Linked DNA regions of Mus musculus: regions 1 and 3 are each linked to region 2. The links are chromatin loops, found by intact Hi-C in ENCODE. Cell type or tissue: heart. All regions are shown on one strand. Each heading gives the region's core, and the rest is flanking DNA. Links, peaks and the distances in the headings are about the cores only.

Region 1 (7,616 bases), core at 2,874-5,373, 190 kb before region 2:
ACAATGGTGTTCTGCCTACCAAATACATGAGTGCTCTGGTGGTACAAAGCTATGGGAATATTCAGCCAATATATGATTAGGTTTAAGGCCCACTCTATGAGATGGAACCTATACCTGACCAAGAACCCAAGACTAGGTAGTCCAGGGACATAGAGTAAAACCACAAGTGCATAGCAACAAAATGATTCCTAATGGCATTCTGCCACGTGCACCCATCAGTATCTTGCACAGCCATCATCAGTGAAGCTTTATTGTCCAGCAGATGGGAACAAACACAGAGACACACAGCCATGCACACACAGAAAGTAAAAGACCCTGGAGCACTCAGACCTAAACAGGATGTTGCTACCATCTCTCTCCTCCCAGGACTCAGAAAACCCTGCAGAAGAGGAGGCAGAAGGATTATAAGAGCCAGAGAAGATGGAAGAATCCAAGGAAACCAGACTTTCTAAAAACAACAGAACCAATAAACATATTTTAGAAAACTTCTATTGTATTAGGTTTCCATACTAACCCCAAAATGGCCCTTTAATTTTAGCTGCCTCTCTCCACATTCTCTCCCTCCTCCCTATTTCCCCTTCTCCTCTCCTCTTGAGTCTCCCTTAGAAACCTGTTTGTTGATTCAGATGAGAGAGGAAGGGGAAGAGAAACCAGAAGAACTAGATAAAGAAAAAACATAATCAGGATATATCATATATAATGTATGTCATGTTATACATATAATAAATTAGATAGATGAATGTTTATGGTAATTACAGAGTTTGTTCCACCCACATCAATTTTTTTTTTTTACCTATAAAGAAAAACCAAAGTGCTGCTATGTCAAACCACAAGTGTGAAACATTGAAATCAAATATTTCACAATTATTTGTAAAGTGTTTAGAATTCAGTGTAGGTCAAATGGTTTTACCAAGAGGCGAGAGGTAATTCACATAATACATATAGATCACAACTGACAGAGTGTTCAAAGACATGAGCAAAAAAAAAAAAAAAAAGGAATATCACAGAGGGTATTCATGACAAAGAGAAAACTGTATCTCGGCTATACTGTCTCACAAAAGACAGACATTACTGAGATGCTAGGTTATCAGAGCACTTTGGTATATGTATATATATATATACCCGTCACCTATGTGCAATATAACCTTCCAAAGGTATTCATAAAGGACTCCACATTAGGGACTTTTAAACCCAGGCTGGATAACTAATGAGGAAGAAATTTCAAGGAGTCAGTTCTACATAGAGAAACATGCTTTGTTGCTACAAAACATCCTTTCCTGTTGTGCTATCTGATAAGAATTTAAAAATGGGGGAAGAGAAGATTATTCAAATTCCTTTAGTCTCAAATATATCTCTTTTTTTTCCCTAAAGGGTAACTATTCTAATATGACTAATGCAATAAAAGACATAATTTGATTACATAATTATAGGTTTAGATGTACAATTGGTAAGATGATTTTGAGGAAATGAGTGTAAGTCACAGTTGACTAGAGCTTAAGGGGATTTGGGCAAATAAGTCATTTGGCTTCCTTATAGTTCAGACAATCAGCTATGAAATAGGAGAATAGGAGATAGGCCCTCACACACTAGGTTCTCATTTTAATCTACATTTGATAATGTTTATGACATTTATCAAACTGTAAAATGTTTAGAGCATAGTGTGTGGTGTGTGTATGTGTGTGTGTGTGTGTGTGTGTGTGTGTGTGTATTTGAATCAAAATATGTTCTCTAGTGAACTGAAGATGGACTCCACAACAACAAAGGAAACATGAAAACATGCACACACTATAGCTTTGATAGAAGGCAGTTTAATCACCCCTGGATTCAGAAACTCATGTTTAATGAGAAAACTGTGCCTATGTCTAGAGGTTGGGTGAGGTGAAACAGTGCTAGTGAGAGACAAATATACAAAAGCACTGTGAACAAAGACAAACGGCATACCAACTGCAAGTTCAATCTTAAAGTTTTACTGTTAGCTATAGCTAGCTACATTGGAAAGAGTTTGACTTCCCTATTTCTAAACAATGTAGACAGACGGATCCAAAGCTGATTTGAGAGTCTTCTGTCATCTGTGAGCCAGATGACACTCAAATATATGCTGTGCTATCTCAAGTGTATCCTGGTCCTCCTTTTCCAAGACAATGTGATGGCCATTATATCTGAAATCCAAGCAATACAAGAGAGAGAGAGAGAGAGAGAGAGAGAGAGAGAAGGAAGGCAGTAAAGAGCTCAATAGCATCATTTGGAAGAAAGTTCCTTGAACCAGCCACACTAAACTAGACTTCACTCTGTCAGTAAAGCTGCTAAGAATGTAGAAATGGGTGTCTTTTATTCTTTACAGCTATGTATCACCCAAAATTTAGGGATCCTGTGAAACGAAGTAGACATGCTAGAATCAGAAATTAAACATTACCATAATGTTCTATTGAATACCCACAGCAAAACTTAAAAGATCTGATCAGAATCTATGTCTGTTCTGTTCACCAAATCCCTTATTATGAAATAGTTCCTGGAAGACAATAGTGAGACCTTTCCATTGAGACCTATTCCAGAAGAAAGCAACAGAAAGAAAGATTTATTTGGGCTAATAATCTTAGAGGTTCCAATCTGGGCTCAGCTAAAGCTATTGTCTTGGCCTGAGGTAAGGCATAACATCAGAGTATCAGAAATGTGGGACACATGGTAGCAAGGAAGCAGAAAAAGGAGGTCAGGGGACAAGATGCATCTTGTCTGGGGTACCTACTCAGTGACCAATTTTATACATGTAGACCCAACTTTTAATTTTCCTCACTTCTCAATAATGCCATCTTATTATGACTATTCAAGGGAGAAACCAGTTTGTTTGGTCAGAGTGGTCAGGATGCAAATCCTTTCTCAAGCATACTCAAGCAGAGTATGTGAGCCCTCAACGGACAGTAAGCACTCAATCAATATTTGGTAAGTAAACATTTGGTAAGGTCAATGAATGCAGGTTTCCATAGGCACAAAACAATATAAACAGGTTAATAGTATAGCGGTCCGTCAACACACTTTTATAGACTAGAACGAAATAATCAGCTTCTTCATCTACCCCGTGAGCCATGGAGAGCATGCACCTGCGACGTTATATAGGCCGAGATTGCTAGTCAGATTCACCATTTACTGCCCATCATGGTCCTCCAGAGGTTATCACCTCTCGCTGGGACTTAAATCAACTCTAAATATCTAACCAGCAAAGGATTTTCACTGTGTTAAAGTATGACGCAACACAAAATACATTGTCCAACACAGGCTAAGCAGCTCTTAGCCTCTTCTTTCTTTCTCTCTTTCTATATCCCTTATAAAACTTAACTTTCAAAAATTTCTGTGTTTCTGAAGCTATCTTCGGGTAAGGCTGATTGGTGTTCAGAACATAGTGAATCAGGTAAGTACTATGCTTTTTTTTTTTTTTTTCAGCCCAAATCTCCCTTTTGTAGATTCCTACATATGTATGTGTTCAAGTTAAAGCTTTCAAAGGGAGCCCAATTATGAGTTAAGCCCTTGAGAAGGATGTTAAATTTTAACACATAGCTCTATTAATCATGGACATATTTTGTTCTTAAGTATACACACATGAATTTTTAAAAAGCATTTAATTTATGATTAATTACATGCTGTCATATTTTGGTAGTCTGGTAGAAAAAAATCTAATTTGAAGAAATGCTAATGAGGAGACAATGGGGAAATTGCATGACGGTCTTCCCCAAAAATACAAACACAAATTAAAGCGCAAACACATCACCTAAGTTTTAAAACTCTCATCATGTCCCGGTTTTCTCTAATTGATGCGGTTCTAGAAAGTGAAAGTAGCCATGTGGCTGGAGTGTGTTTGGCTGGCTCCAGACACATTTCATCATTGAGCAGTTATTGGAGTGAGTAGCTGCTGTGGCTAAGATAATCACCGAAGACTGAACTCTCTGGAAAAAAAAAAACAAGAATTCAGAAGTAGGTCAAGAATTCCTTCAAAGCTGCAGCTAGCCCGAGAAGCAGCCGAGCTGTCAGCTGCTAATCGAGTAACAGTGTTGATCCTGCAAAATGTTCCCACTGTCCCCAGGAAGGGAGCTGAGAGGAGCATTGTGAAAACTAGAAATTGCTTTTAGGATTTATATTTTTCCAGCCTTCTAAAGGTAGCATTTATGATAATAATCTCATGCTTTCTCCAATTTAATTATAATAAAACACAGGTTCCCAAATCCCATTTCTTATTATTTTTCATTGAGATTTGAGCATTGTTCATCCTCAAAACCACAGTGATTTTTTTTTAATCAGAAAAGCGATTTACCCTTAAGCGCAGTATGTATAACTTTTTAAGTATAAATAGCCATGACCAAATGTTGGCCTGTTTTCCCTCCTAAACTATCTGTTAAGACAAGCCACGGGATGACATGAATTCTTGAGAATTTGCTTGGCCTGAGTTCCGGTCCTTTGCTGCTGTTTGTTTTGTAGAAGAGGCAGGAAGTTGATCTGTGGTCAGTGCCAGAGTTCTGCGCTTTACATCCACTGTAGTACTTTATCCTCCTCAACTGCAGCAAGGGAAAGGCAACAGCCCTGCTACATTTAGGAAGCTCTTATGCCACCCAGCAGTGCAGTTGCTGGAAACATCAGGGCTCAGGATTTATCAGATGACTCCTGACTCTCATAAAGCAACTACGGCTGTGGGACTTAACCAAGATAGAAAGCTAAAGGAAGCTGGGACAACACGAAGCCTTGTTTCCAAAGACAAGTAAGTACCTGCTTAGCAAACAGCCCAACTGCTGAACTAGCAAAGCTAAGCACCTTGAGGATTTGGGCTCAATGGGACAAATTTAATGTTAAGGCTGCCTTCTCACACTTTTGCCACATACCCCAAATCTTATCTTGTGATTCCAGCAATCACTCAGGGCAAACATTTACAAGGCGCTTCAGACTCACAACCAAGAGACCAACAAGAGTTTGATTTAATTTCATCAGAGCTCTTCTTTTGTATGATGTGGGGATAGCAGAAAGCATGGAGCTCTAACATCTACCGCCTATGGAGCACTAAGCAGGCACTGTGCTCATGGTAGTCCTAGTATTCTATGAATTCATTTATCCTTGTAAGTTATGAACTATTATTTCTCTATTTCAGGGATATAAGCAGTGCAGTTTAATATATGAAACAGCTCAGCTGCGTGACCCGCATGGCTAACAGCAATGTGGAACTGGCAGGCAGGTCTGTCAGATGATCAAACCCTTGCACACAATCACTCTGACCCTGCCCCTACTGCCTCCTCTGCCCTCTTGTCAACCTCAACTTCGCCAAAAGGCAAACCTGGTCACACTTTTGCCTGGGCACCAGACAAAATGGACAGGAAGCTTTCTCTAATGTATTCACTAGTTGGTCTAATTTTTATAATTAATGGGATATATACGAAAGGATCCTTCCCTCTGTCAGCATCAAGCTGTTATCAAGCTCAGCTTTTCTCCATTTATATCTTTCTAAGCTGCACATGATCCAGAAATTCGTTCATAAGATTTCAAACCTCCGTGAAATCCACAGGAAAGGCAGAATTTCCATCCCACACTGAACAACACTGTGACTCGGGGACACAGGCTCTGGCTTGACTGGGAGACAAAGTCCTTTCCTGCCTACTGTTCACTAATTGCTTTTGGAATATTTTCCAGTTCCTTGGTTAGAAGCGGGCCTTGGAGTCTTCCTCATTTTATTACTAGAGCAGTCTGTCACTTATTTTTAGCCTTTGCTTGCTATTGACATTTTCACTAATTTTAAAAGCAGAGTTGAGAGGCTTCTGTACATATTGTTAGGAATGGTATTGGCCCTCCCAAAACCCAAGTTCTCAGCACAAGGAAGGTTTATTTGCTCCAAAGGGACAAAGGACAGAGAATAAGAAGCAAAGGCAGGAGATAGAGGATAAAGGAGAAACAGAAGGGAACGAGGGAGAGGGAGGAGGGGTATTTGCACCAGAGTGGAACAAATGACTGCCTCTGAAGAGAGGAGACAGACATGGCCCATAGGAAAATGACAGTTTATAAAGGTCCAAGGGGAAACCCATGTTACAATGAGATTTTTTTTTTTAAATTGGGCATGTTAATTAGGTGAGCCAAAGTGGGCTTTTCATTGCTGGACTTTTAATACTTTGATAGCTGGACCTATCACGAGGTCCTTCAGGAGGAAGGAAATGGCCAAATAAGGAAATAGACCTTGGTGGCTAGCTGTTGGAAATGTAATTTAACAGTTGTTGTTGTTGTTGCTGTTGTTGCTGCTGCTGCTTTGTTTTGTTTTGTTTTGTTTTGTTTTGTTTTGTTTTGTTTTGTTTTTAAGGCAAAGGAGTGGGAGAGAAGCTCACGGCTTGTCAGAGCCATGCTTGCCCTGCTGGCCAGAGCCCCTTCACATACAATATGGAAGTACCTTTGCCTAACTGCATTGTTTCTCGGCTTTCATCCCTGAATCAAAGCACTCTGGTGTTAATTGACTGGAAAGCCTGGCTTACTTGTTCCCAGCTAGATGGGTTGACCTTGTCTCCGGGGACATATGTCACTAAATCCTTGTTGGGAATTCTGTTTCACAGAACAGGGATGTGCAACAGCAAGGGGAATTTTTACCTTGTGCCACCTGATGGGAATGTTTGTCTTTTCTCATGAACGGCTCTGTTTGGTGCTGAGGATCTCTGAGGGACCCAGGACCACAGCTCATGCTTAATAATCAGTCAGGCTTCCTTACACACACATTTCTCTGTGCATCAGGGGAAGATTCCACTGCCGAACCCCACAATATTTTAAAATCAGTGTCCTGTGTGACCTTGGAAACTTTAGCTGACAATTTTTAAATCGTGTAACTTGGGGAAAGAAAACACAAGCTATCGCTTTCTATTTTGCCTGTCACCTTGATTGCTTGAATCACAGAGTGACATCCGTTTAATGGCTGAAAATATCCTCTCTAATTCGGGCTTAAAGGAGTTTCTACACTACTTGTGTTTCCTTTTCACATCTGAAGAGTAAATACTCCACAGAAACTAAGGAAACCGTAGTGACTGAAGCAAGCAACTTTTCCCTAACCGCCAGGGAGGTGCTTGTGCCAGTTACTAGGTGGGTGCGCCTCTGAAACTGAAAGCATTTAGCATTTAAAGCAGTGCTTCTCAACCTGTTTGTCACAATCCCATCCTGGTCTAATGACCCTTTCATAGGCTTTGCCTTCCACTATCTGAAAACACAAATACTTACATTACAACTCATAACAGAAGCAAGTTTACAGTTATGAAGTAGCCATGAAAAGTGTTTTATGGTTGGCGGAAGGTCACCACAATATGCAGAACTGTATAAAAGGGTCACAGCAGTAGGAAGGTTGAGAACCACTGACCTAAAGTCAAACATTGTCTTAGGTAGGAGGTCTCCAGGTATACCTTTGATAATAATAAAAAAAAAGAATAAATCAGGAAAGACTGGGGTATTGGCTCATTGGACTGGAATCATCTTGCCACAGGCTCCAATAGAAAGTTCTAGAAAGTCAAATGTAAATAGTAAACAATTTCAGCTGTCGAAGAGCCTCGCTGGGGAGGAGAAATTGCTCCTGCTGTTGTCACAGATAATCTGGAATCTGCCACTCTTGGGTGCTGATGAAT
Region 2 (7,616 bases), core at 3,208-5,707:
TTTTATCGGAAACACTAACATTCAGCAAGCAACTGCAGATGTAAAGCTGACAATCAGGTCTGTTGGCGTGAAAACCGTGCCTGGTACATCATTACTGCACCAGAGTATAGGCAGACACAGTGCCAGTTTGCTTCAAGAACTGCCACGTACACTGTATGTCACACTCTTCCAACTCAGACCCCATTTTATATTTTGTTTGGTTTCGATCAGAGCCAATGCTGTGTTTCTGGATATTTCCCAGAGCTCTGTTGCTAATGAAAATGTCCCAAGTCCAAGCAACTAAGACACAGGTGTTCAGGGTTAAGGGTGAAGAAAAGTGACTCAGTACTTCTGAACTGGACTGACGTGGCTCTCAGCTGCACTTAGCAAAGCCAGTCTTCGGCCAAGTCTCATTTCTGGTGAGGCTCTGCTAGAACTTGAATGCGGAATGCCCTCTAAAGGCCAACACATGGTGCCCAGACGGGGACGCTATAGAGGAGAAGAGGCTTTAAGACACAGAACTTCATAGGAAGTCTGTGTGTGCCCATGGAGGGGATGTTGGGATGCCCACCACTTCCTGACCACTCTGAGGTGATTGTGTTCTGCCCTGTGCTTAGAGGACAGCATGGTACCTCAGCACAGGCCACACAGTCAAGTCATCCTGGACGGGAACCAATAAGCTTATGAATCCCACTTGCCCCTTTGGAAGTTGATCATGTTCAGTATTTTGTTGCAGCAAAAGAAGGCTAAGTAACAGGGATTATTCTCCAATGCTCTCTCCATGACTTATCCTAGATGAGAAGGAGGCATAGGATGTGAGTTGCCAACCTTGACTGATGTGATGATGCTTCATTTGCTCACTGGAGCCTACCTTTGTTTGTATGCTAATCAAGGCCAACGGTAGTAAAGCCATGCATAGTCACAGCGCTGCACTGTAATAACTTCCCCTTCCCTACCTGCAGTTGGGGAGTTTTTCTAAAGCATTTGAATGAATGATGTCAGTTTTTGAAGATGTTGTAAGGACTATGAGAGAGGCAGAAGGAAGGAAGGTGGGAGGGACCTGACTATACAGGAATCTTAATAGATTCCCATGAGTGGAGCACATATCCACAGTTGAGCATTTCTCATATGCCACTCTAGAAATTACATCCTTGGGGATAACCCAGTTGGGCATTGTCTGCATTTCCTCCTCTGCTCTTTTATCTTCTTCCACTGTAATGGATAATGCCTTCAGCCTCCTGCAAGGTTTACTCGGCTTAAAGCTCCAATTATTCACATGCTTGTAGAACAGCTGTTTTCTTCACCGTCTGGCCTTAAATCATACATTTGAAATATTTCTAAAGTTCCAGCATGAAGTGGTTATAGATTCACCTTCTTAAGTTGCATGCCAGAAATCATGTATGCTTGTTACCATATTCCTGAGGGATATGGTATTCTCAGGAAGGACGACTTCCCTAAGGTTGGTCACAGAAGAATGAAGAAAATGACGGGTGCCATAGAACAGATACTATTTTCAATTGCAAGGGAAACAGAAGGACAGGCCATGCAATTTTTAAGCCATCACATCAAACCTACCTAGAGTGCTTCCTGACCCATCGACTTGCACATGAATGATAACCAATGCTCCCTTTTGAGCTTAGTGATCACGAGTCTGAAAGAGACAGAGGAATAAAAGATAGCTAAGTTGGGGGTCTTAATCAATGTTAAGAAGTCGCTGGGCTGCTACAAGTGAGATTGGCAAATGGACAGAAGAGGAAACATGGGTCGGTCCCTTTCTGCACTCAGGGGCAGGTCAAGAACGCAGGCTTCACTAAATATCCATGGGATTTTTATTATAGCAAAGGGATGACATTGCTAGTAGAAGACAGAGAAGACTCTTTGTAGAGAAGACTGAGGCAACATGGAACTGATAATTGTAGGAAGCCATGCATTTTGGTCTGGGCAAACATGAGGAAGGACCAGACCTTATAATGCAGAAGTTCTTTGGACTGGGCTCTAACACCTGAGAGGGACTCTTCCCAGAAAAGCTCCCTAAGTCACTACAGTTAATGCAGCTAGAAGACAGCCCTCCATTGTTGCTAGTGGTGGCTTTGCGGGACACTATGAGAGAGTAACAGAGCTAGAGAAAGTTTCCAGCTAGGAAAGAAGGCTGATCTCCATCCCTGATCACTGACTCTATCCTGCTTTCAGGAACATGAAACGAATGGAAAAGAGTAAGTTCCTTCTTGTCCCATCCCACTATCGCCCTCTGGAGTCCTAAGGACAAAACCTAGATGTTCTCAATGCAATCAATGCTCACTGAGTCATTTAGTGTTACCTGCATGTGCATGGCTGTGAGATCATCTTACTAGAGTGTGGGTTGCCTCTCAGGGCCAGAATCCCTGAAGAACAATGACTCTCCCTTGCTAGGCTAGCAGCTGTCAACTATCAGACAGGGGGCGGAACTTCATAAGCCCCACCCACCCCCTCATCTCTTCTGGCTCTTTTGCCTTTACCTTGTGACCCCCTCATCAATTCCAGTATTTCAGCTGCCTTGACCTTGTGTTTACATGTGCTGTACCAACACTGTGAGCTGATCTGTGTAGCTTCACTGCCGTGTCCTACATATTGTTTTGCTAAACTGACTCAGTGAGCATCATACTGAAAACACACAGAGGTAGCGTACATAAAGGAGAAATGTGGTGAATGGGAGAGGAGTTAGAAAGGAAGGCGTGGCTCGCAACACATTATATGCATGCATGCATATTAAATAGAATTTTTAAATAACTTCGTATAATGTGCTATTAACTACAAAATAGCAGGTTTGGGGAGAGCAAAATCAACTGGGGGTACGTTTTTCATTTTGAATCCCTGCTACAGCTCTGCTATACAAAGATAAACCGGCTAGAAGGGTGGCTTGGAAGAGCCCTATTTTCTGGTGTCGGCTGACTGATGTGGTGTAAATACTCACACTATGACCAACTACAAGCTATCCACCGCTTGTCATTGCCTGGGGCATTAGGGAAAAAAAATGTCAAAAACCGATTTTCCCTAAGCCGGTAGGAGTTAGCTACTGCAGTGTTGGTGGGTGGAGAAGAATGAGAGCTGTGACTGAAAAGGGCCTAGAAATAAGAGTTATAATTTAAGTCACAGGAGGGAGGGACACAACACTTGTCGGGAGAACAGAAAGGCCCTGGAAAACAGTGATCAGACGAGTGAAAGAAGGAAGGAAGAGGCCCCCAGTGATGAGCTGTAAGCAGCCATCTACCTGACAGACCAGCGTGGTAAACTGCCTGACCTACTTTATGGAGGATAAGCATTTTGCTCTCCCATTGTCGATCCTAATATTTTCTATATAGTGCCTGGGAAAATAAATTGTATCTGTTCAAACTTCTGAAGCTAAGACGTGAATTTTATATGAGAAATGAGGCATATGTATAGCTTCCATTTTTCAGTCCAGAGATCAAATGCTTTTTCCTGTGACTTTGAGAGATGTCTCCTTTCTTTGTACTGAGTAGGCTAATAGTACAAATAAATTTATTCTGTGCTGTTTCTGATACATGGTGTGACAGCCCTATGCAGTCTATTGCTAATGGCCTTGTTCACAAGCTCGAGTCTGGTAAAATATTAAATTCAGCTATAAAATGACTACATTAAAAATTGAATTAATAATGATTAGAATTAAGTATTAACCATTCGATTTAATTTAAAAATAAATCCATAGACCTTTAAGTCTCCTTATGGGGAAAAATAAACAGAGTTAATAAGCTTGACAAATATTTAATAAATATTTAAATTCACACGCACACCCTATATGGAGAAGATAAAAAGTTAAAATTTGATTATCATGTGTTACAAAACCGTCTGAGGCCCTGCTTTTATGGTGTCCTTGAGCTGAACTAGAAAGCCAGTGTGGAATAAGCCTGTGTTTTCAAAGAGAACACATATAAACTGGAATCAAGACTCGGTTCACATTTTCAAGAAACCAGCGAGGGCTAATCATTTACGATGCTTTAGAATGGAAAGCAAAGGATCGGGGTGCTGGTGGTTATTAAATATGTGGCATATTCCATTCCAGCACAAACGCCTGAGCACACCCAGAGTGGAGCAGCGGCAGCTGCAGCCACAGAGGTGGGAGGGAGAACCTGGTTTTGCTGCAAACCATGCAGTCTTAGCCTCCTCTGCAGGATCGCTTCGTGCACACTCTGCCACCTTGTGTGATGTGTATATACTACAACCCAAAACATCTTCAGTCCTTGTTCCATTAGCCCTGCACATACCACTTCCACACGCACACATGAGAGAGAGAGAGAGAGAGAGAGAGAGAGAGAGAGAGAGAGAGAGAGAGAGAGAGAGTCCTATTTCAAGGGCTAATAAATCATTTATGAAGTGAAAGGAACTGGTTTTACTTTGTGGAGACCGTTATCTTGGGAGCCTTAGCTAATGGTGCAGGCACAGGGGAATGAACGCAGTGTGTTTGTTCCACGGTGCTCAGAGGATACTCACCCCAGGGCACCTTGGCACGGAGATGAACAGGAGAATGGAGGAGCACCACACTCATCCCAGGTCTCTAGGAACAAGGTCTATAGCCAACTGTTCTTGTCAGTATTCCACAAGCCTTACCCACCATTGTGCGGGCATTGAGGCCAGCTCCTCCCCACCCCATAGACTTTCTGTTTTTATGCCTCTGCTTAGTAACCACAGCAGGAACTTGGAACGAGACATAGCAAATGACTTCTCTGACCCCTCTGATTCAACACAGGAGAATGCAGCTAGCAGCCAAAAGCTGATGATGCTAGGAAGTTAGAGACATGAAATGCTGAAGCCACAGAGCTGGGTAACGTTTAATTCCCCCAGACCATGCACTCTGAACAAATTTGACTGACAGCAGGCCAACTGTCTTTAGGCTTGTCGGTATGATCTGTTTGGGCAAAGGACTGTACTGAATATACACCAGTTACAAAGTCCAAATCAGATGCAATTCTTAGCATTTCTAGTTCCCGAACGCCATCTTCAACACTACAGGCCTGGAGGAGTGTCTGCTTAAATTGCTATACTTGGAAAAAGTGATCATTTTTAATAATAACATTTTCCCCGTAAGAGCTGTCATTGCTCTTTCATTTCTTTATCTAAAATCCCATCACTTACCATGACCACAAAGAGATGCAGTGTCAACATTTCAGAGAAGGCTGCCTCTGAAGAGATGGCCCCAGAGGGGCTGTTACATTTGCTGAGCCTTGGCTTGGATATTCATTCTACTCCTCCATTGAATCTTCAAATGATCTCAACAGCAGTGGACAGGAGATAACAAAGCTCACTGTGGTAAACTTTGTGTGCATACAGTCAATAACATAGAAAATGTGCAGCACATAAGAGGCACATATCAGCTATCACTCCTAACATTATAAATGACATTAGGTCAAATGCAGTTTGAAAAGAGATCAGAGAGCAGAAGACATGGTGTGCTTTGAATGAGAAATTCCCTACCCCATCCCACCTGCCCACCCCACCCCACCCATCCACCCACACCCCCTGCCACACAGATACTAGGCTCATGTATTTGATTACTTGGTCCCAGTTGGTGGCACTCTTTGGGGAGGTTATAGACCTTTAGATATGATGCATTGCTGGGGCATATGTCATTTGGAGCTGACTTTGAAGGCTCGCAGCCTTGGAGGGCTTCCTTTTCTGTCTCTCTGCTTCCTGCTCATAGTTGAAATGTGAATAGCTAGCTTTCTGCCCCTGCTGCCATGCCAGCTTATTGCCATGCATTCTCCACCATGACCAATTCAATCTCTCTAGCATCATAAGGCAAAACAAAACCCGTCTTTCTTAATTTGATTTTCTCAGGGCATTTAATGATAGCATTAATTAATGATAGAAAGGTAACTAATATAGAAAAGAATATGAGTGTAGTATGTTTCCTGAGACAAAACTATATGTTCATGCTTAATACTTTGCTATGTTTGAGAAAATGGTTGTTTTTCTTTAATTACATTTGCATAAATTCATTAGCAAGAGCTTAAAGGGGATATTTTGGTATATGTGGTATCTGAATGAGGATGGCCGCTGTAGACTCATAAATTTAAATGCTTAGTCCTAAGTTCATGAAACAAACAGTTTCCCAAACAGGGAAGGATTAGGGGGTTTGGCTTCTTGGAGGGAAATGTGTTACTAAGGAGTGGTCTTTGAGATTTTAAAAGCTTACTCCATTTACAGTTTGTTCTCTCTCTCTCTCTCTCTCTCTCTCTCTCTCTCTCTCTCTCTCTCTCTCTCTCTCTCCTCCCTCCCTCCCTCCTACTCTCTAATGGAGATGTATTCTCTCAACTACTGCTCAAGTGCTGTGCCTCCTGCAATGATAGTCACACACTTGCGCTCTGAAACTCTAAGGACCAAAATAAGCTCTTTCTTCCATGTTACCTTGGTCATCATGTTTCTTCATAGCAATAAAAAAGTAATTAAGACAGAAATGGGAACCAGGCAGTAGGTTATTGTTGTGATAGACCTGACTATATATTTTTTTTTGAGAAATGTGAAAGATTGTTCAGACTTTGGACTAGAAAAGCAGCTAAATGCTGCAAGCAGGGTTTAATGGGCCATCCTACTAGGAGCTTGGAAGACAGTAGTACTGAGAGCCATGTGGCTCTGAAATAATACTGGATTATTTCAGAGGGGAATAATATTAGCAATTGGGCTAGAGACAATTCTTATAATATTTTGGCAATGAATGTGACTGCTTTTTGCCCTTCCCCTAAGAATCTACCTGAGGCTAAAATGAAGAGTTTTGAACTATTTCCCTTGATAAAGGAGACTGCAAGACAGCCTGATATTGACTCTGCTATGTGGTTATTTGTGACTACTCTTCTGTAGGTATATAATAAGAAAAGAGAAAGCAAAGCTAAAAAAAAATGCAAAAATGTAGAGTTAGGATAGAAAAAAGAATACCAGAATACTTAATAGTTTGTGCAAAAAGAGATAAAGAGAAATCAAATTAAGGGAATGGAGTCTACAGAAGACTCAGCCCAGATAATCCTGCAACTTGTGAAAAGAAAAGGCCTATGGGATTATTGGTTCCTAAAGAGCAATAATAAATCAAAGCTTATACAAATGGAATTCAAGAAAAGGACAGGTTCCATTCCAAACACCTGAAGAAACCTGGTAGTATTAGCCACACAGTTCTGGTTTTAGCATCATGAAGGATACAGAAGTAAATGGATTGTGAAGTCTTTCTAGGAAATTAAGAAAGGCCACAGAGGCTTGCCATATGGCAGAGGAGTCCCTCCGTGGTGGCTCAGAGAGATCATTGCATACAGTTGTGAATGTGAACCCTGGATTGTGTTGGAGACTGCAGATGTGCCAGATGCTGAAGCTGTGGACTACCTGCCAAGGAGAACTTCCAAAAGAGAGTGGAACCAGCCTAAGGGAAGTGTGTTGGAGTCAGCAAAGCTGGGAGAGAAGAACTAGCTAAGCCCTGTGAGATCAGATATAGAACTAAAGGACTTGGAATTAGCCCTGCTGGGTATTAGCCCTGCTGGACCAAATAGTTCCTCCCTATGGTCCTATTCCTCCTCCTCTTTGGAATGTGTGTGTGTATATACATATATATATATATACATATATATGTGTATGTGTATATACATATATATGTATGCATGCAT
Region 3 (7,616 bases), core at 2,874-5,373, 180 kb before region 2:
CCTCCTCCACCACCTCCTCCTCCTCTTCCTCCTCCTTTTTCTCTTTCTTCTTCTTTACCACTGTAATGTTTTTATCCTAATGGTTCAGCTCTAAAACAAACAGAAACCACTTCCTTGTCTCTTCCCAGATCCAGGAAAGCAGATGGATGATAGCAGGGCTGTCAATGTCTTAAATGCTGATTCTAAATAGGCTTCAGAATGTTACTTACACTGTCTGGCACATGGTGCAGGGACCCTTGAAATTGAAGTGCTTAATTATGTGACAACTATTTTAAGATGGTCAGAAAATATCACACTCCCCTGACTTGATCCTCTTACCAACCACAACAAAATAGAGGGGGAAAGAGGGAGCGTGTAAATTGAGAAATCTCGTGGCTGCATATTGCCTAACACAACATGCTTGTTGCTACATATCTGCAGTGCAACACATTCATTCACACCATCTCCAGACTGTTAGGTCAGTCTGCATCCATTCGAATTCTCTCCCCAGTCCAGAATCCAGTGTTATCCCGGCAGTATGCCAAGCGCACCTGCATGCTTCATTTTGGGTGCTTTGTTGTCTTCACCTGTAGAGCTATTATTCTCTTGTATGAAAAGCATCTACCTGAAGCACAGAGGTACCACAGACAGACCTCTCTCTCTAAATGATGAATCTGTATGTGGCACACTTTCATCCTGGGCTGATAACTTTGTGCTGTCTTTAAACAGTCTTACAAACTGTTGATTATGGACCACAGACCTGCTTTCCTCTTCCATCTTTCCTATCTCCTATAGGTTTCCTCACTCCATCCAGATGAGTTGACCACTGTCTCTAAAAGGCACTGCCATATCAACCTGCCTGTTTCCTGGGATCCACAACCTCTCTGACTCTCTGCAGCTACACTGTCTCTTCATGCTCTGAGCATTTGTGATCCCCTCCCACCTTCTGGACTTTAGGCAGAGAGGTCCATCTTCTGGGAACAAGAGCTCCACTGTGTACCTGTCTAGGGCATGGTGTACCCTGTAGTTCATTCTTCAGTGAAACTTCCTGTTTTCACAGGTTTTAGGTTCCACTCCATATATACAGAACATCCCCCATGACACCACCTTCCTTCCCACAACGTCTGGATCGGTGTAACTCTCATTGAGTGAGATTCACGAAAACAAAGACAACATCTGTCATATTCTATCACCACCACTTACTATAGCTTCTGAATAAAATATGTTCTAAGGTACCAAATGGACATGTTTACATGGGGCAAATGAAAGCAGTCAATTGTAGTATCCAACCTTATTTGAAAATCTAGAGATTTTCTGTTGTACTCATTGATGCATCCTTATCTTGCAATGCCCTAGCACATGCCTATATAAAACCATGAGCAAAGGGTATAGATAGCCTAGGAAATTGTTCTACACATCAATGCAGGTAAAAGTTCGGTAACATAAAATGAAAAAAAAACCCATATTATCAATCTACTATGGAAGTTGAATATATAAATACAAGATATAGATGACTAATTTTTATTATATTGAGAATCAGTACTTTATAATTCCAAATTCAATAAATATAATAATGTATAAGATGTAAGTTACAAAAATCCTACTACCTAATTAAACTTGGTTTGGTGTACAGATTCCCACGAAGATTCACTACATGACACACACATATACACACAAATACACAGACACATACAGAGAAAGACACAAACACAGGAGCAGCACAGGGGGATCGGGGTGGTGAAAATTACATATTTCTAGTCAGTTTTATATAGAGTGAAATTAAAGATCTTCCTCGATTTTATAATTCATCATTTATTCACACAATTATGTGTTATATATTTTAACTAAAATAAGATTGTAATATGCACACTGTTTCAGAGTTTGCTTCCTACCACTTCCGCTGCTGTAAGTATGCCATGAGAGCCATTTACTTCAGACCAGAGGGCATGCATTTTTGTACAGAATAAAAAGCACATTTGTGCTTATATTCTTGTATATACTTTTAATGTTCCAGTGATCGCTAAGTTTTAACTTTGCTAGCAATTGCTCATGACTGTGACTTAAATTATTATATCATATGAGAAGGAACAACATAGCCTGAGCCTGAAAATATTTTAAATTTTTAATCCATGTATCTCCTTTTATCAACCCAATGGAAGTGCACTGGTACATCTCTGTTTACTATGTCATATTGTGAACACTGCCACTGGTCAACACAAATATTTAAACTGCAAAATGCATCTATGAATACCTAAGTAGGCTCATCTGTTCACCAACAGGTCTACCATTAAAAATAAAGTATGCCCTCAGTCCAATCTAAAGAAATTGCTTTGGTCTAAATATGCAGCTCTACCTAACCAATACCCTTTGCATTTCCAATTCCCTTCTCCCTAGACCATCACAATATGGCAGTATGTCTAAAACCACAGGCTTAATATTTCCAAATAACATGAATAATACCGATTTTATTATTTCATGTGATAGCTTAAAGGCACAGAGCTGTGGCCTAGTTATAACCATATATATAGTGCCTAAAACCAAATGCAGCACATAGTGGGTTCTTTTAAATGTTTAGTTGGATAGTACAAAACAGAGCAATAAGTTATGAAGACATCCTCACTAAACCTCAATCAACTAACAATAAAATGTGATATACTGTCTTTTTATATATCCCTAAATATTGTCACTATAATAATGAAACAAGGTGCGCTGTCAAAAGAACAGTTTCCCAGCAATCTATGCACAAACACAAAGAATAACAAATTGGTAGTGTTTATCTGTTTCTTCTAAGATCATCCATGAAAGTTTCAGTCTACAAGGAATATAATAACGCAAAGTTATAACGTGTTTCTTAAATGTTTTAGTCAAAACTGCCTAGCAAGCACAGTCAGATTAATTTAAAATTCAACAGAACCATTATCCCACTTGAAATTCCCCAAATTACCAGTATTCAAGCAAAGTGTTAATATTTTGAATACACGCACATATACGTATTTACCAATTTCTTTATGTAAAATGGAGCGTACTGGCATCATTCCATCAAGAATACAGAACCAGAAATCCTGGGAAGACTCAAATAAATAACCCAAACAGTACATAGACATTTTTACCTATGAGTTTCCTCAGATTTTCCTTAGAGTTTCTCAGTATCAGTCAAGAGAAGATAGCATAACCCTCATTAACATAACAGAAAGTACTCTAAGGATATATTCAGTCTTCCCAATTGATTTCAAATAGCTCAAGGTTTGCTGCATAATGTATTAGACTTGATCTATACAGTATGGATTTGTACGAAAATGAATCAATACTGAAATGAATAGCTTCTTTCAACGCAGAGACTCTTATCCAACTAAAGGCAGATATATTGAGGAGTGCTTCCCATGCGGAAGGTCTGAATAAACACAGCACTGAACACAGGCAACGTGTTAGACCATTGGTACCCAGAGCAAGTCCTAAAAGCAAGCACTACCCCAACCATGCTCTGTTAAACAGAGTCTGCTAAGGGTTCTCAGACTCTGCCTGTGGAACTGGAAAATTGTATGTCAGAACTAAACAACAAGAAAACCTGATTTTTCTTGTTCATGGAACATATTGCCTCAAAGGTCAGGGTGAAGCCAAGCGGAATCAGGAAAGATTCACATTGGACCATCTAGTCTTCACTCAACATAAAATGACTGTTTTCTTGGTCTTATGAGTATATCTGAGTCCACTAACCCAACAGCATGCACACAGAGTCAGAGGCAGAAAAAGAAGCAGGTTAAGGATGCAGTTGAGGAGACTACATAGATGGAAGAAATAGTTCAAGAGAACACATGAAAATCATGCCTTCTAAAGTACAGAAACTGCACTCACTAGTGCTTATGAACTAAATAATATCTTAGTGGCCAGTAACAGGTCAAAAATACCTCCCTGAAAAAACAAACAAACAAACAAACAAACAAAAATACTTCCCTGCATTAAGACCTAAAGGGGTGATTAGAGGTAAACTCAGGAGTGAGGAGAGAGCATTTTTTTCTTCTATGTAATATATATATATATATATATATATATATATATAATACAGCTGGTCATCTTTTTTTTTTCATTTTTTATTAGGTATTTAGCTCATTTACATTTCCAATGCTATACCAAAAGTCCCCCATACCCACCCACCCCCACTCCCCTACCCACCCACTCCCCCTTTTCGGCCCTGGCGTTCCCCTGTACTGGGGCATATAAAGTTTGCGTGTCCAATGGGCCTCTCTTTCCAGTGATGGCCGACTAGGCCATCTTTTGATACATATGCAGCTAGAGTCAAGAGCTCCGGGGTACTGGTTAGTTCATAATGTTGTTCCACCTATAGGGTTGCAGATCCCTTTAGCTCCTTGGGTACTTTCTCTAGCTCCTCCATTGGGAGCCCTGTGATCCATCCATTAGCTGACTGTGAGCATCCACTTCTGTGTTTGCTAGGCCCCGGCATAGTCTCACAAGAGACAGCTACATCTGGGTCCTTTCGATAAAATCTTGCTAGTGTATGCAATGGTGTCAACGTTTGGATGCTGATTATGGGATGGATCCCTGGATAGAAGATGCCCCAACTGGTAAGAAGGACACATGCTCCACTACGTTCATAGCAGCCTTATTTATAATAGCCAGAAGCTGGAAAGAACCTAGATGCCCATCAACAGAGGAATGGATACAGAAAATGTGGTACAGCTGGTCATCTTTAAGTGAGGACAGTGAAACAGGTGAAGGACTCAGGTCAAAGGGAAGTAGGCAGTAACTTTACAAATATGTAGTGAACTGGTAGTGAAGGTTGGAAGCACACATTGCCTGACTGTGTTATAGCTCAGAGAACCATGAGCAGTAAACTTGGGGAAAAGAATGCACATGGACACCCCAAATACCTTTAAATATGTAATACCTTTTCACATGAAAGGAACATTGAGTGTCTTCTGCACGATGCCAGATGGCCAAAATAGGTTTCCAGATAAAATTTATAAGAAAGCAAATTGTGATTCACTGACAATATATATAACCATAGTGCCATCATGTCAGGCACTGCATGAGGCAGATGAGCTCAGCCGTGCTGAAGGCAGGACTCCTGTCCTTACTGCACATTCTTATAAGAGAGAGAAACTTACAAGCAAGTTATTATTTGCTATTGTGCTGAAAAAGACACAAATATGATATTAAGAAGCCTGAAACTCCAAGAGCCCTGGCCTCTTTCCCCCAGGAAAGTCTCATCGAGAAAAAAAAGATACAGCCAACCATCAGCTGAAAATCCTGCAGATGAGAAAGCAGGAAAGACCAAGGCTGGTAGAAGAAGGAGCTTGGCTAAGCCACTGCAGAGAGAAAGCCAGACAGAGGAAATGCGGGTGAGAACAGTGTGGGAAACAGACAGAAAGCCAGAGCCAGAATACGGGGCTTCAGAGACTTGGTACAGAGCCCGAGTACAGCGCTTCACACGCGTACGGAGGAGTTTGGTCCCTGAGTTTCATCCCAAGATCCTTGGATTGGCTCTGATGTGCTTCACACAGAGGTGTAAAATCATCACACTGTGACATAGGGAGAGAATGACAGAAGTCCAGCAGGAGAATCGGGGCCCATAAATAACTGTAAATGACTTTTGTGTCTAGACACAAAAGGGAAGGAGTGATGAAAGGGCAGCGGAAGACAAACATGGCAGCCATCCACAAAAATAATTAATTCTGAAATTAACTGGGGTTCTGTGACACCGAGACAACAGAGAGAAACGAGGAAGGGAGTCAGCGATAAATTGCAGGGCACATGAAATGGGAGAGGGAACAGAGAGTTTTCTATGATAAAAGGAAAGGATTTTCATTCAGCCACTGAGGTATGATAAGGCAAGACTCAGCTTTGGGGAAGGACTGAACCATTGTCAAGCCAGAGAAGAAACACGGAACACCGAGCTAGGGAAAGACAGCTGGCTTTATAGGCAGCAAAACCCTGGAAATAGTGAGAGCCCTAGTAGTGAATCAAAGTAGCCCAAGGCACGTGCACACCAAGAAAGAAATAAAGAGAACTTAGACTTGTCAGTTTCCAAGGCAAAGCTGATTGTAGATGGTGGAAGTGGGCATTATGGCAACATCCCAGAGAGTGTACACAAAGTCATGAGCATCAGCTTCCTGCCGTGCTGTGGGAGAATCCTTTGCCAGAACCAGCCCTGCTCTCCCCACACCTCCCAGCCTTTGTAGCTGTGATAAAATCAATTGTTATCATTTAAGCTCCCCAGTCTGTGGTGTTTCGATGTGGAAGCTTCAGCAGTTTAATACAAGTCATTTGTCCAGTTGCAATTCACTGAATCCTCTCTTTGGGGACATAGTACATAAAACTAAGATTCTCTGTTAAAATCAGCGTTTAAAAGAAAATCCTAAGGCAGAAAAATTAACCATTAGTTAATTTTTATTAATTTTGAGAATACTAGCTTTTCTCCTTGGGAATTCAGAAGTATTTCTTCTCCCTTTGATGCTGAAATTGATCTCTGGCCACACTAGCTGGTGAACCCTGTGCAAAGGTGGAAGGCAGATGCTTTGTTTCTGGATATGGTCACTGTGCATCATGCTTCTTTAATGTTTGCCAGAGCCCAGCAGAATTCTGCTGCTTGTCGCTAACCTATAACAGCCATGCAGCATGAGTAAGAAGTAACTCTTTACTAATCTAAATCACTGAGTTTTGGAATTAACTGTTACTATAACAAATTAGAGGACATTGCTGTATACACTATTTTTTTCTAGGCCACAGAGCTGCAAAACAGAGAAAGATACTAGACTCTGTACATGGGCATTCGCTGGTCATGATTTCCTTGTGTGGTTAAATGTCTAACTGTAATCCATTCTGCAAGCTGAATGTGAGGTTCGCAGACCACGTTTTAAAACCAGAACACTCAGTGCCAGCTCAAGACTAGGACATTGCTATGTAAATATTTCTGTTTCCTACCCAGTGTTATCGTAGCTGTCAGGGTAGAGATAAACTAACTGCACAGAATGTAGAGTGTTAGAAGCATCCAAAACAAGGCTTAAAAGGATGAACTAGATTAGAAACCCATAGGATTCTCTAATCCTATAACCCCCAAAATTGTAAGATATACCCCTGAAGAGTCCAGTCATGCCACAAAGTACTACAAGGAAATCCCCAGACACATTCACTCTTTTATCTTCCCCAAGACTTCTGTACAATCCTTGTGTAATTCCTGATGCTTTGAAAGTTGCTCCTGAGTGGATCTGACTGCCCCAAACTATTCACTGATATATGTTGGTATATCAGTGAGTCAGAAAGGATGAGAGAAAAGAAAGAAACTCAAACAGGATAAAACCCTACTCAAAAAGCAGAGTGAATCTTCATAAATATATTTTCCACTGGCACTAGAAAGGGGAAAATCGTGTTACCAGGGTGCTGGCAGACTGATTTCTTCCAAGCATCAGTCAGTAGGTGATAAGCTTAGAATGTAACCTAAGATTTTATCTTCCCTAAGAGAGTTGCCACTGCTTTCACATGACAGCAACTTCATGAGATATCCTGAGCTGTCGTTCCCATTTTATAGACAGAACAACAGTTCCTGCCTGGAACTCAGCATCTGCCTTAGACCCACTGCCTGTACACTGTCACGACTTAGACAATCCATAGAAGCAGAGTTT

The links. A loop is a pair of places that touch in the nucleus more often than their neighbours do. Peaks named below come from ENCODE experiments on the same cell type or tissue, not always from the same donor. Only the 100,000 strongest peaks of a DNase experiment are listed, where the experiment ranks them.
Region 1: it touches region 2 in a loop (2.0-fold over the local background); 2 of 42 quality-filtered maps call a loop at or near these places.
Region 3: a loop joins it to region 2, with 4 times the contacts of the local background. A loop is called at or near these places in 2 of 42 quality-filtered maps.

What each region holds. Positions count from the first base shown.
Region 1 is chr4:31,451,153-31,458,768 of GRCm38, forward strand. No RefSeq gene overlaps it. Among named protein-coding and RNA genes, the nearest start is that of Gm42315, 57 kb to the right of the region's middle. In heart, for the core only: no CTCF peak of the experiment used is centred there; no DNase peak of the experiment used is centred there; H3K27ac peaks cover 1,418 bases.
Region 2 is chr4:31,638,240-31,645,855 of GRCm38, forward strand. No RefSeq gene overlaps it. Among named protein-coding and RNA genes, the nearest start is that of Gm42315, 130 kb to the left of the region's middle. In heart, for the core only: a CTCF peak has its summit at 4,154 (motif pointing left); DNase peaks (open chromatin) are centred at 4,162 and 4,692; H3K27ac peaks cover 507 bases.
Region 3 is chr4:31,463,111-31,470,726 of GRCm38, forward strand. No RefSeq gene overlaps it. Among named protein-coding and RNA genes, the nearest start is that of Gm42315, 45 kb to the right of the region's middle. In heart, for the core only: no CTCF peak of the experiment used is centred there; no DNase peak of the experiment used is centred there; H3K27ac peaks cover 92 bases.